Linked DNA regions of Homo sapiens: region 2 is linked to region 1. Evidence: chromatin contacts called from ENCODE Hi-C or POLR2A ChIA-PET data. All regions are on one chromosome and are shown on one strand. The core of a region is the stretch at or near the end of the contact, and the rest is flanking DNA. Distances in the headings are between cores, read along the strand shown.

Region 1 (6,943 bases), core at 1,412-3,911:
TTTCAGGACAGCTACCCTCATCCTAGGCTGATCTGAGTTTCTGGGTCTTTCTCTGCCTGTTCTTTCCTCTCCCCTTCCCTTCCCTGCTGCAGAAAGTGTTTTATGTGGGTGTCAGCAACATCAGGACCTTTCAAGCCCCTTGCCCCAGTATCATCCCTGAATGCAAAACTCACTCAGAGGCCTGGGGAAGAGATTCGAACTCTGCTTTTCCTCTGCCACCTCAGGTGTGTTCCAGCTTACAAGACACTTTCACAGAAAAAAAGTTCAGGGAATGGAATTGGAAGGCAAAAATAGCTGCTCGATGCTGACTTGGCACATTTGACTTTGACCAAATCATCCAGCGCCTCGTCCTTAGTACTCTGGTTTCCACAGAATAATCCTCATGCAGTGAGTAGTGGAAGTCAGGAGGAATAAACTGCCTAGATGTCATGAAGGGAAAACAATGCACAATAGACTTGTGCAGAATCTATTCCTGTCCGTTTCCCTGTGAATCCAGATTGCTGAACACTGGCCGATGTCTGAGCTGTGGTTTCCCCCTGGATTTGAAATTTAGTTACTAGAAGACAATGCTTTTGAATGGCTTCTTGGCCATGACTTTCACAGGGCCTGCTGGCTGTTGCCTGATGATTGTCTGATAGGCCTAGCCCCTTGGCAAAGCAATGTTTCATTTGCAAAACTACGCTTGTCCGGTGCCTCCTGGGAACTGAAAGCCTGGCATCAGCAGAGGAACGCAAATTGGGCAAATCACGGATCTCCCAGGCGTGCGTTGCTTGGGGGCCATGGTACACAGCACTGCTAAAAGTCTAGGACAATCTATGTGTTTTAGGAGCAAACCAGTGCCTTGCACTTCTAAGCTGTATCCTTTGCTCCCTCCCTGAGAGGCAGCCGTGTGCTCTGGGCTTCCTAGGTAAGTGACTCACACCAACTATAAGCCTGGCTTATGACCTAGAAAAGGAAACAGGAAGTGGCTTAGAGACATAAAGAGCACAGCCCAGAAGGGGCTGCTGTGGAATTCTCCTCAGATGAGACGGAGTCCAGTGGGCAGAGGGGCAACTTAGCATCCTCTCTTTCCCCATGTTACCACGATGCTCTTGGCAGGGACCATTTGATGGGGATTCGGATGTCTTCCTGGGGTGGTGAGCAGGGGTGAGGGAGGGGGAACTGCTGCTGGGTCAGTAGCTCCTCTCCAGAGTGAGCCCATCTGTGGAATGCCATGCCCCTTCTCTATCCCATCTTTGCAAGTGGGCTTGGGTTCTTGGGATGAGTTCTTCAGGCCTTATAAATGCAAACTGTGCAGAGGTGCCTCCAACAAGAAAAACCAGTCTCTGGCAGGGCCCCTAAGGGCAGGATTCTGGAGAGGCCGCCCTGTCCTCAGTTTGGCCCTGGGACATTCTGGCCGAAAGTAGGATGGCTGCGGCAGAGGGAGGAGAGGGGCCTCCCTGTTGATGGAGGCCACCATGTAGGGCTTCACTATGCTTCCCTTTCTGGCTCTCCCAGGGAGGAAGGGTGGCTGGCAGCTGGCGGCAGGGCTTGTGAAGGCTTAGCCCTGGGCCTGGTCCTGCTTCTCTTAGAGGTGGCTGGTTGTGCAATGGCATCCTGGCTGCTCCTCTTGGAGCCCTGTGACCACAGTTCCAGGCTCCACCCCCATTTCTCACCGCCGGTGGTGAGAAATGGAATTTTTTTGTTTTGTGTTTTTATGCTGTTCCCGTAACACCCAGCACCAGTCCCCAAGGATGAGTGCTGAAGATCCATAGCCATGGCAGGGCAGGGCCTAGGTACTGAAGGAAGATCCCACTCAGAGTTCAGTTCCACCCACTGCAAAACGCCCTCCGAGGACCCTCACTAGACCAGTTCCTCCAAGTGCGGTCCGCAGGCTGCCATCAGCGGGATCACGGGGTGAGGAAGGGGCTGTTTAAAACACGGGTTCTTGGCCCCATCTGCAGACCCCCAGAATCTAACCCTCTCAGGGAGAGTCCTGGAAATCTGTGTATCTAGAAGCACTTTCTTCCCCAGGCTGGCCAGCTCAGAAATGTCTAAAAACTTTTCTCGATACCAATCCTGGTCTCATTTATTATCCTTCTCATGAAAATGATTTGCTTCCTTTCAGCCTTGTATGACCTCTGAAAATATGACCTGAAGCAGATGGATGCACTCACATAAGAAACATCACCTGTGGCCTTCATCGGTAAGCATGGATTGCTGTTTTCACTCAGGGGCTTTGAAGGAAGACACCTTTGATCATTGGGCTGCCTCTACTTTTCGCTGAGTTGTCACTATTAAATGCCCTTCCCTGGCTTTGCCTTCTCTCTTCTCCACCAGAAAATGGGCCTGCTGCTTGAAGAAGTTGGGCTCTTGGAGTTCTCTAGCACAGGGGCCATGAAAATCAATGACTTCCTTGTTTGCTGACGGAGCAGAGGTAGAATCTCTTGGTGTTTCCACGGAGAAAACACTGACCATGAAGAGCCAAGAAAGATGACATGATGAAGCCATCAGGGGAAGCACCAAACATCCTCAACTCTGCTCACCCATGGTTTTCTCCCGCCCTCCCAGAGCTCCTCCTGCGTGAGTAATGCAGTGTGTGCTGGTGCAGTGTCTCACTGAAAAAAGAAAGAAACCCTGATTTGCAGCATTGGCCAATTTCTGTAGTGTAAATACTCCCACCATAGCAGATTTCAGGTTACCAAGGGTTTCACAACTGGTTCACAAGTCTTGACTGTAATGACCAGCTCATGCAACTCCAGCATCTCATCATCTCCGCCCTGTCCCAGAAAATCCCCACATCACACCCAGGCTGAATATCACTTTCAGCTTCTCAGTCAGAAGGAGAAGTGGTTAACTATGCCAGGATGGTAATGACTAAATATCAGAATGGTGAGTGTGGAGGGTCAGGATGTCTGCCAAATTGGAGATGACTCTTCACTTCTCAATCTTGGTGTCTCATCTGGGGAAGCTGGAGGGAGACATGCACAGCTTCTCATGAACAGTCCTGGAAGCCCTTACCCCAAGGCCTCATGGGGCTCTCTCCAGGGCTTGCTCTTTGTCACTCCTTTAAAAGCCTGTCATTCATTGCCAGAGAACAGAAGACTCCATCCTAAGGCCAAGTTGAAAACGGCAGGCTTGGGAGCTGTCTAGACTCTGGGTCCTGGCTTTTGTCTTGGCTGGTGTCAAAATGGACTCTTTAAAAACTGTCCTCAGGAAGATTCCCCATCCAACTCTGAACAGCCTGGACTGATCTTTTTCTGATTTTTAGGGGTCTTGTGAACAAGAGTCAGGTGGGCGGGCAGCTCTTGTAAAGCTGAACATAACCAAATTTGTCCATAGCCTGTGACAGCAAAGATCACAAAATTCTTCCCTCCCCTTTAGGGCCTGGGAGTGACGCCGAACCAAGGGGAGGATAGTGACCTATTTTATCTCCCAAACATTGGGCAGCCAGTTGCATTTGCAGATTTAAAATCCACCCACACTACTGCAGTTTCTGTTCTCCTGCCCCCCCGAGCATACTTCTGGCTGGAGCTGGTTTTGTAAAGTGGAGTTGGCTGTGGGTGTGGGAGTCCTCCTCGGAGAGCCTGGTCTGACAGCCCCAGTCAACAGCCCTCCCATGGGCATTTGGGCTGCTCCAGTCCCGGCAGGTGCACAGCTCAGGGGAATCTGGTTTTGTCTTGGTCTCAGCCAGGGAAGTCTAGTTAAAGAAAGAAAAGGTTGGCCGGGTGCAGAGGCTCACACCTGTAATCCCAGCACTTTGGGAGGCTGAGATGGGCAGATCACGAGGTCAGGAGTTTGAGACCAGCATGGCCAACATGGTGAAACCCCGTCTCTACTAAAAATACAAAAATTAGCTGGGCGTGGTGGCAGATGCCTGTAATCCCAGCTACTTGGGAGGCTGAGGCAGGAGAATTGCTTGAAACCAGAAGGTGGAGGTTGCAGTGAGCCGAGATCGCGCCACTGCACTCCAGCCTGGGCAACAAGAACAAAACTCTGTCTCAAAAAAAAAAAAAAAAAAAAAAAGGTCTCGGTGGAAATGGCCTTGAATCTGGGGTCTCTCTCATATTCTAATCACTCAATCACTTAACAAATACTTATTGAGGGCCTACTAGGTGCCACACATTGGAAGACAGTGGAGGGTGAAGCAGAGTCTGCCCTCAGGGAGCTTACAGTTTAGATTACAGGCAAGACAGCCCTTACACACATAATTCCAGATGAGTCAATAATGACCAGGGTGCAGAGGCTTTGAAGCAGAAGCATAAGGTGCAATGGGAGCATAAAACAGGGAAGCCTAATGCAGACTGAGGGGCCTGAGGAGGGTTCCTTGAGAAAGTGAGGTTGAAGCTGAGAACCTGAGGAGTGGTTTTCACGCAGTGCAATTGAAGGTTGAAAGGGAAGATCCTCCAATGCACAAAGAATTCATGCTTCAGAAACATTCTCTTCCTGAGGATACATTTGGGAATTTAGGTAGAAATTAACTGTCTTGCCTTCATATACAGTGTAGTGGAGACCACTGTAGGTCTCCAACTTTTTGTCTTTTCTTAATAACAAGTCCCCAGTTTTTGCTAGGTACATAGCTACCCAGAGAAAAGATTATGTGGCCACCTTACTATGTTCTGGCCAATGAGATGTCAGCAGAGGTAATATGCGGGGCCTCTGAGAAGGCCCTTTCCTGCTACCTGGTACCTGGCTGGAGGCTGAAAAGCCATTAGGGACGAGACATGCTAAGGTTGGAGGGTCAGCGTATTACATGGAGCCTCCTTCCCTGATGGCCTTGGGCTGCCATACCAGCCCTGGATTGCCTAATTCCCGACTTCTTTTGTAAAAGGGAGAAATAAGGGTCAATTTTTAAAAAAGCATCTATTACTTTGACATTTTCTGTCACACACAGCCAAATATAATCCTAACTACTATACACAGCTTCTTTTCAGCTTAATGAAAAGATCATTGTTCTGCACTACACATAAATTACCTATTTTATAGAAAAGTCTGTGATTACAATAGCTATTTTCCCAGCCTCCTTCATCACCTCCTTGATCCCCTTATCCTCCCCTCGGCCCTGCACCTCCTCTCTTTCCTGACTCCCACACCAGAGCTAGGCCTGCCCTGGGCACTTTTGCCTCCAGGAATGAATGAGGCTCACAGCCCGAAGGTGCTCCAAGTCTTGGCTACCTTCCCTCAGTGGCTGCCCTGGCAAAGGTCCTGCCGCAGGGAATCACACAAAGTCCAGCAAAGCAACTGGTCTTTCCTGTCCATTCTCACCCTTCCCAAGAAAGTGTGAAGAGTTACAATACTCAGGCAGAGCTGGAAAAATCATACCCTTTTAGAGAATCCACAAGAATTATTGGAGGTGCTTTCACTGACCTGCCCTGCCTTGGGTTTTTCAAGCTACGCAGATGGGTTTTTCAAGCTACGCAGAATTTAATGGATCTGTTTCCCCAGCCTCTGGCTAACCAAATCCAAAACATCAAGAGTCAAGGGGAGAAGGTCAGCATGTTTAGTTACAAACCTTTGGGGCTGTCTGGGGTGATTGCAGGCCTCAGCATGCTGGCTTTGGGTGCGGTGAGGCTGGGGATGCATAGAATTCTGTCCCCTCTGCCCCTGCCTCAAAAAAAAAGTTGAAGGCTTAAACCCCAGTACCTCAGACTATGGCCTTATTTGGAGATAGTCTTTACAGAGGTAATCAAGTTAAAATGTGGTCATTAAGGTCAGCCCTAATCTAATATAACTCCTGTCCTTATGAAAAGGGGAAATTTGGCCGGGTGCGGTGGCGGCTCATGTCTGTAATCCCAGGACTTTGGGAGGCCAAGGGGGCGGATCACAAGGTCAGGAGTTTGAGACCAGCCTGTCCAATATGGTGAAACCCCATTTCTACTAAAAATACAAAAATTAGCCAGGTGTAGGGGCACGCGTCTGTAGTCCCAGCTACTTGGGAGGCTGAGGCAGAAGAACCCGGGAGGCAGAGGTTGCAGTGAGCCGAGATTGAGCCACTGCATTCCAGCCTGGGTGACAGAGTGAGACTCCTTCTCAAAAAAAAAAAAAAAAAAAAAAAGAAAAAAAGAAAAAAAAGAAAAGGTGGGGACAGACACACCCACAGTGAGAACAGCATGTGAGATACAGGCAGAGGTCAGGGTGGTGCTTCAACAAGCCAAGGAATACCAGAGATTGCCAGCAAACCACCAGAAGCATGGGAAAGGCATCCAACAGATTCTCCCTCTCAGCCCTCAGGGGAGCCAGCCCTGCCAACACCTTGATCTTGCACCTCTAGCTTCTAGAACTCTGAGAAGACAAATTTCTGTTGGTTATGTCACCTAGTTTGTGATAACTTGTCGGGGTAGCCCTAGCAAACTCAGGCAAGATCCTTCAAGTACCAAAGAACAGAGGAGTTTGGTGACAGCCACTGGAGTCAAGCGATTTCCCTGTAGCCTCACATCGGGACATGAAGATGTGGGGAGCAGCTAGCCTCCCCTATATTTCTGTAGCTGATGGAAAGTGAAAAAAAAAACCACCAACATCCTCGTGGCCTTGAAACGCTGCATCCCTTCAAGCATCGGATGGTTCCCTTTCAGAAAGGCTGTTATTTGCACCAGTAGCAACTATATAAGTAGTGCTTGCTAATTTGCCAGAAACTATTTGAAGTGCTTTAATATTCTAATTCCTTTTGTTGTTGTGACAGATGAGGAAACTGAGGCACAGAGAGGCTAAGCAACTTAAGGTTAGCAGCTAATACATAGAGAAGGTGAGATTTGGGGGTTTTTGTTTGTTTATTTGTGTAGAGCTGGGGTCTCGCTATGTTGCCCAGGCTGATCTTGAACTCCTGGCCTCAAGCAATCTTCCCACTTCAGCCTCCCAAAGTGCTGAAATTGCAGGAGTGAGCCACTGCACCCAGCTGAAAAGGTGGGGTTTGAACCCAAACAGACTCCCTCCAGAGTCCATACATTTAACCACGACATCTTTAAGT
Region 2 (6,457 bases), core at 2,308-4,807, 88 kb after region 1:
AGATACCTCACCAAAGCATCTTGCTATCCAAGTCTATAGCAAGTGGATTCTATTTAAAGCAACAGCTGCAACATGGGACTGAGTAAGAAGCTAGATTGTGGATGATATTCTCTTTCATTTGTAACACAAATATTTGTTTTCAGTGGAGTAGAAGTTTCATATTAATTAGAGATGGAACTGCTGACTTGATTTCCAGAATGCAAACAAGAAATACTCCTCATTCCTGACTTGAAAAAGTTAGGGTGAGAAAAGAGGGAGTGACATTCATACCAGAGTAGCTTAGAAATGAGATCACATCTCTTATGAAACTTTAAGGAGGCTGGGCACGGTGGCTCATGCCTGTAATGCCAGCAGGCCAAGGCGGGTGGATCACTTGAGACCAAGAGTTGGAGACCAGCCTGGCCAACATGGCAAAACACCATCTCTACTAAAAATACAAAAATTAGCCGGGTGTGGTGGTGGGCACTTGTAATCCCAACTAATTGGGAGACTGAGGCAGAGAATCACTTGAACCTGGGAGGTGGAGGTTGCAGTGAGCCAAGATTGTGCCACTGCACTCCAGCCTGGATGACAGAGCAAGACTCCATCTCAAAAAAAAAAAAAAAAAAAAAAGAAAGAAAGAAACTTTAAGGAATCACAGATGATGGTGACACCAAATACAAATTCTACTAATCCTTGTCTTTGGCAGTGGATAGCCTTTCAGAACTTCTGTTTTATTTTTCCCCTCATTAATTTTAGCTGTTGTTGACAAGACTTTTAAAAAATTGCTTATTTTTTAAAAATTTTCCTTCCATCCTATGTAGTGACCCATCTCCCTTCTCCCATTTGAACAAGGAACAGGCTCTGTGCATCTTTGCCTCAAAGGAGGTTTGTAGCAAGGCAGAAAGCAAAAGCTGCCTGCAGGACATTTTCCTTCTTGAATTTTGTTTTCACAAGCTTAAGCTATTAATTAACTTATTAGGTAGTTATAGGGAATCCTGTAAGGGAACTATGAAGAAAGTGGGATGTTCATCAGGCTAACAGATTCCTGGAAACAAGGAGGGACAGAAATCTATAGATTCCTCAAGTATCTGGGACTAGAGTCCTCCCCACTAAGTGGACTAATCATGCCTTAGGGAGGTGATCAAATCTTCAAAGGCTTTGTTTTGTGGCACACCTAGGGAGACAGAGGTCTAGGGAACAGCCTTGCTAGAGATTCCCATGCTTCAAACACTGCAGGGGGAGAAACAGAGCTACTAGGTTTGAAGGGACCACACTGGCCAGGACAATGGATGTTTCAGCAGCCACCAATCCAGTCTGGTGACTGATGCCCAGAGGGCCTCCCCACATGCTGGCACTAGAGACACTGGGTTTCCAAACAACTTTTGGGGTGAGGAGGTTCTGGGGGAAGTCAAGTGTGCCTGGGAATATATTTCCTTCTTGCTAGGTAGGAAAAGGTAAAGTTGAAATTAAGTTGATTTAAATACATGAAGAAACTCACCATCTCTTGCCACCTAGGTTTGTGGCTTGGGCTTCATACCTACAAACATTGACTATTTGGAGTCCATACTCAGTGGAATTTCTCTCTACATCAAATTAGTTGGGTCCACTTGGGAAACATGCTGGAAACCCTAGACTCTAGATTGGTCTTAAAATCTCTAAGTACAGCTCCTTTCACATAGAGGGACATACCATGCTTGCTGCCAGACCATTCTAAGTAGACTCCAACTAGCAACACTGGAAACATCTCTTTAGATTTGAGGATAGGAACATCAGATGGCCCAATATAATTCTTGGTTGCAAGCAACAGAAACCAGCCCTGACTAATTTGATTTAAGCTGGAATGTATTAGAAGGATACTGAATAGTTCACAAGATGGATGGGAGGGCTAGAGAACAAGGATCAGGAAAATGGCTGGAAACCAAGAGAGAATGGGCACGGAGGAGCATGGCCCAGGTCATTCCACAGGACAGTCTGCCCCTGCCAGCACCTCACTGCTGCCCACAGATGACACTGCCACCACTAGCGTCCTCTGAACTATTTTTCACCCTCTGCTTCTTCCCTTGATATTCAAGGTCCAGAAAGGAGGCTCTGACTGGCTGAGCTTGAGTCCTGCACCATTCCCTGGAGGTCCCTGAATAGAGGGAGGGGGTTGGCCGTGAACACAATGTAGAATACTGTGTCACACCAAAACTGTGATTGGAAGAAGGGAAGCTGAACAAAAAATAAACACACTTAACAAATGTCCACCACATTCCCAACCACTTAAGGAGAAGAAAAAAGCGTTAAAGTCTTGAAAACTCCAGCTTTCAGTTAACTACCTTGTAAAGGTACTCACCTATTTCCCAGGATCAAGCCCTATAAAAGTTTTATGCAAGCTCATAATTTCACTCTCAAATGAATTTGTAACCCATGACCCTGATTCCTGCCCAGTACTTGGCCCTGCCCATTGGCCCTGGATTGCTTTCTCTGATTAGATTTCTATAGCAATTCCCCAGGCTCAGGGACCAAAAGACTTGCCAGGCACTTAAGTTTGAACAACCTTTTGCACTTCATCTCTCACTCTTACCTCCACCCTGAGGCACATGGGTGCTGTTGGCTCCCTGGTGAAGTTAAGAGGGAAGATAAACTTAAGGACCACAGATTTAGAAGGCTATTTTCATCTCCCCACTTATAGGCAGAACTACATTCTCAGAAAAACAGAAGTATGGCCTATTTTTTAAGCTCTTCAGAAGTGGGAAAATACTATTCTCGATACATCCAACAGAAAATAAGACACAAGCTGTGTTTGAAGATTCAGTAGAAAACAGAGAACACTTGATAAAAACAGGGGAAAAAAACATGTTCATAGACTGTCTCCAAATCTGCTCAAGTGTACAGGAGGAAGATACGTCCAAAGGATCATGACAATGGTGGGGACACATCACCCCACATCTGTGATTGCTCCTTGCTGCTTCTCCAGCTTTGGGTGATGAGTGTGGTGAACAGATACAGCCTGTGGCATAGGTCCAGGCAGGAAAGGGGTCTTCTCTTACATCTGGTAGCACTGGAGTAGGGGGAGCCTTGGGATCTGTGTCTCGCAAAAGCATCTCCTTTCTTCTGGAGGTTTTTCAGGATCCAGGAATGATAGAGGAGACAGATGCTCTGGAAAGGGAAATACTAGGTGAGATCTAAGGGCACATTCCAACCTGCCATTTGTGCAACAGGAAGTGACACAAAGTCTTAGAAAGTATTTATAAGCCATAAATGACCACTAAAAGCTGGTTAGCTAATTTTCTTTTAAAAGGAAAATGTTGGGGAATTTTAAGTAAAGGCAAAATCTTTCCAATGCTTCTTGTTTTAATTTTCCTTAACTTTTTCACTTAGCTTGATCTGTATTTAAGGGTCTCATGTTGTTAGTTCAGCCAAAGGAAGTGCAAAATCCTCCAGGCTGTACTACTGTTGGCCATCCCCAGCCTGTGTGTAACTGAACATGCCCATTAGCAGGATCTTGGGAGCCACAGTACCAGTGCCCTCAAAGTTGGCCAGTGGCCAGCAATAAACAGGTTCTGGCTGGTCATACCTGAGGTTTGGAAAGCTACTTTGTACCCAACCCTGAGGAGCGGTGTGGAGCCAGGACAAGAACAGGCAAGCTCCTGCAGAATTCTGTGCCCGTGTAGGGTGAGCCTGCTCCACATTATGCTCTGAAATGGGAAACCTGGGGCAAAGGTAAGACATCTCAAAGGAAAATAGAGCAAAATTTTAAATTCTGAGGGCTCCTCTGCACTGCAGAAGCCGACATCCCCTCCCATGTCCCCTCCCTCATGGCCAATCACTCTGCTAAGGTGTTTCTGCCTCATTTAGTGCAAGCATAATAAAATAGAAGAGGAAAGTGAAACTACACATATGTCTCTTTTTCCATCAGAGGTGAAGCTAAAGTATATAGCATTTATAAAGATTATATAAAATATAAATAGAGTATATAATATTTAAGTTCCTTACAACATTTTCCTGAATATGATTGACAATGGCTACAGAACTTGGAATGGGGATTTTGTGTGACTCACATTTCTTTCTTTCCGTTCCTTAACTGTCACACTCACTCCATAATAAAAGGCTTTCAGACATATTATTACATCAGGAACACTAACAGTTCTCAGGGGACCTCCCTACCCCAAGGAGTTCTCACTCTCTCTCCATAGAAGATACAACATTCTCAAAGAGTGAGTCAACTTATCAGGTTAGTTAAGGTATAAATTACTCAGCCATCAATCTTCACATCAATAAAACCTGCATAGGTTGGCATAGATTTACTATATTAGACCAAGAGACACATCTGAAGGCAAACTCTTAGCTGGTCAGAAATTCCCAGGGTGAGTTTTCCAAGCAGGACTGAGACCTTAGCATTTGCATGACTTTTGGTATAAGCTGTTGGCTCTTACACGTTATGTTTCTTGGGTTCAGAAGAAAGTGAAAAATGACTTAGATTCCAAAATGGAAATGTATCCCAACATTTTGGGAGGCCGAGGCCGGCGGATCACCTGAGGTCAAGATTCAAGACCAGCCTGGCCAACATGGTGAAACCCCGTCTCTACTAAAAAATACAAAAATTAGCTGGGCATGGTGGAGGGCGCCTGTAACCCCAGCTACTCAGGAGGCTGAAGCACGAAAATTGCTTGCACCCAGGAGGCAAGTTTGCAGTGAGCCGAGATCGTGCCACTGCACTCCAGCTTGGGTAACAGAGCAAGACTCTGTCTAAAAAAAAAAAAAAGAAATGTAATATATGGGGTCCACAAAAGCTAGGTGCATCATATATTTTAATTTCTAAAGATGCTCCCAAACTCCTTTCACACTCAGGCGGTGACCCAGCCTTTTGCTTCATTGAGAAAGAAGAGGGCATCAGGATAACTCTCTCACCATTTTTCTATCTCCCAACTTACATTTTTTCTTTTTCCATTATTTATTTATTTATTTATTTATTTTATGAGACAGAGTCTCATCACTCTTGAGTTCAGTGGCGCAATCTTGGCTCACTGCAGCTTCAACCTCCTGGGCTCAAGCGACCCTCCCATATCAGCTTCCCAGATAGCTGGGACTACAGGCATGTGCCACCACACCCAGCTAATTTTTTTTTTTTTTTTTTTTTGAGATGGAGTCTCGCTCTGTCGCCCAGGCTGGAGTGCAATGGCATGATCTCAGCTCACTGCAACCTCTGCCTCCCGAGTTCAAGCAATTCTCCTGCCTCCTGCCTCAGCCTCCCAAGTAACTGGGATTACAGGCACCTGCCACCCCGCACAGCTATTTGTTGTATTTTTAGTAGAGACAGGGTTTCACCATCTTGGTCAGGCTGGTCTCGAACTCCTGACCTCAGGTTGATCCACCTGCCTAGGCCTCCCAAAGTGCTGGGATTACAGGTGTGAGCCACCGTGCCCAGCCCAGCTTATATTTTCACTTGCATTCTTTGTTCCAGCTGAAGGAATGTGTACCCTCCTCCTAGACTCACCACTGCTCTCCTGATGCTATCCCCACATCCCTGAAACCTCAAGCCATCGATAGGCCCCACTCCCTTCTTTCTCTGTTCTTTCCCTTGTTACAAATCTCCCTCTTCCTTTTCTCCCTAAGAAACATGGTCAACACTCCATCATGAAAAACTGCTCAGTCTACTCACCTTCTCACTGACAATCTCCCTGAGCAGCTATTTGTGCCTCAACCCACTGGAGTGTGGCTTTCAGTTGCTCCACTCCACAGAATTGTTCTTTTTTTTTTTTGAGATGGAGTCTCACTGTGTCACCCAAGCTGGAGTGCAGTGACGTGATCTCAGCTCACTGAAACCTCCACCTCCCAGGTTCAAGCGATTCTCCTGCCTCAGCCTCCCGAGTAGCTAGGATTACAAGCGCCCATCACCATGCCCCACTAATTTTTGTATTTTTAATAAAGATGGTGTTTCACCATGTTGGCTAGGCTGGTCTCGAACTCCTGACTTCAAATGATCTGCCCGCCTCAGACTATCAAAGTGCTGGAATTACAGGCATGAGCCACCACACCCAGCCTCACAAAATTGCTTTTTGAGGCCAGTGACTGCTTGATGGCCAGACTCTTATCTCAACCTTGGCCTTGACTTCCAAAACAGCGCTCTTCCCCAAATCTCCTGTTTCTATGACCACTCACATCATCTTTCTCTACCCAGCCCTTAATATCAACCTTTTTCAACTTATGCTTCCTCCTTTGGATGTTACATCTATTCTCACAGTTTCACATATTACTTATAAGCTAGTAATTCCAAATATTTATCTCTAGCCCTGAACTGTCTTCTGAGTCCCGGACCATCTCCAAGTGCATTTTGGCCATATCCACCTGGGTGTCCCAGAGGGCCCCTAAATAAAGAAGTCTAAATCCAAACTCATCCACTGTCTTGTCTCATCTCTAACCCCTCACTCCCCATCCCTAGAAAATGTCTGCATTTTATCTACCTAAAAGTTATTTTCAAATATCAGAAATT

What was found. Hi-C counts contacts between places; a loop is a spot of excess contacts on that map. ChIA-PET counts read pairs that join two places held with the same protein, here RNA polymerase II (POLR2A). Pooled maps may share reads with other maps.
Region 2: a map of mammary epithelial cell shows a loop between it and region 1 (6-fold over the local background). The contact joins two enhancer-like sites. A Hi-C loop is called at or near these places in 4 of 168 maps with a recorded cell type or tissue (GM12878, PC-9, mammary epithelial cell and 1 more), 14 of 37 single-sample maps with no recorded cell type and 10 of 50 pooled maps. POLR2A ChIA-PET finds 5 or more read pairs at or near these places in 13 of 52 experiments (BJ, CD4-positive, alpha-beta memory T cell, GM12878 and 8 more).

What each region holds. Positions count from the first base shown.
Region 1 is chr14:50,034,634-50,041,576 of GRCh38, reverse strand. LINC01599 (long intergenic non-protein coding RNA 1599) reads left to right here. Exons shown (of 9, transcript NR_131171.1): 5 at 2,108-2,185; 6 at 2,320-2,562. Among named protein-coding and RNA genes, the nearest start is that of LINC01588, 31 kb to the right of the region's middle. RefSeq lists an enhancer at 2,923-2,972 and silencers at 2,832-3,126, 3,563-3,652. Within about 2 kb of position 2,661, at least 16 of the 41 ENCODE cell types and tissues checked have a DNase peak (open chromatin) inside an H3K27ac peak, as active enhancers do; they include PC-9 and mammary epithelial cell, where a contact is called at or near this core.
Region 2 is chr14:49,948,136-49,954,592 of GRCh38, reverse strand. All of the region lies in intron 2 of LOC100506446 (a long non-coding RNA gene), which reads left to right. Among named protein-coding and RNA genes, the nearest start is that of MIR6076, 15 kb to the left of the region's middle. Within about 2 kb of position 3,557, at least 11 of the 41 ENCODE cell types and tissues checked have a DNase peak (open chromatin) inside an H3K27ac peak, as active enhancers do; they include PC-9 and mammary epithelial cell, where a contact is called at or near this core.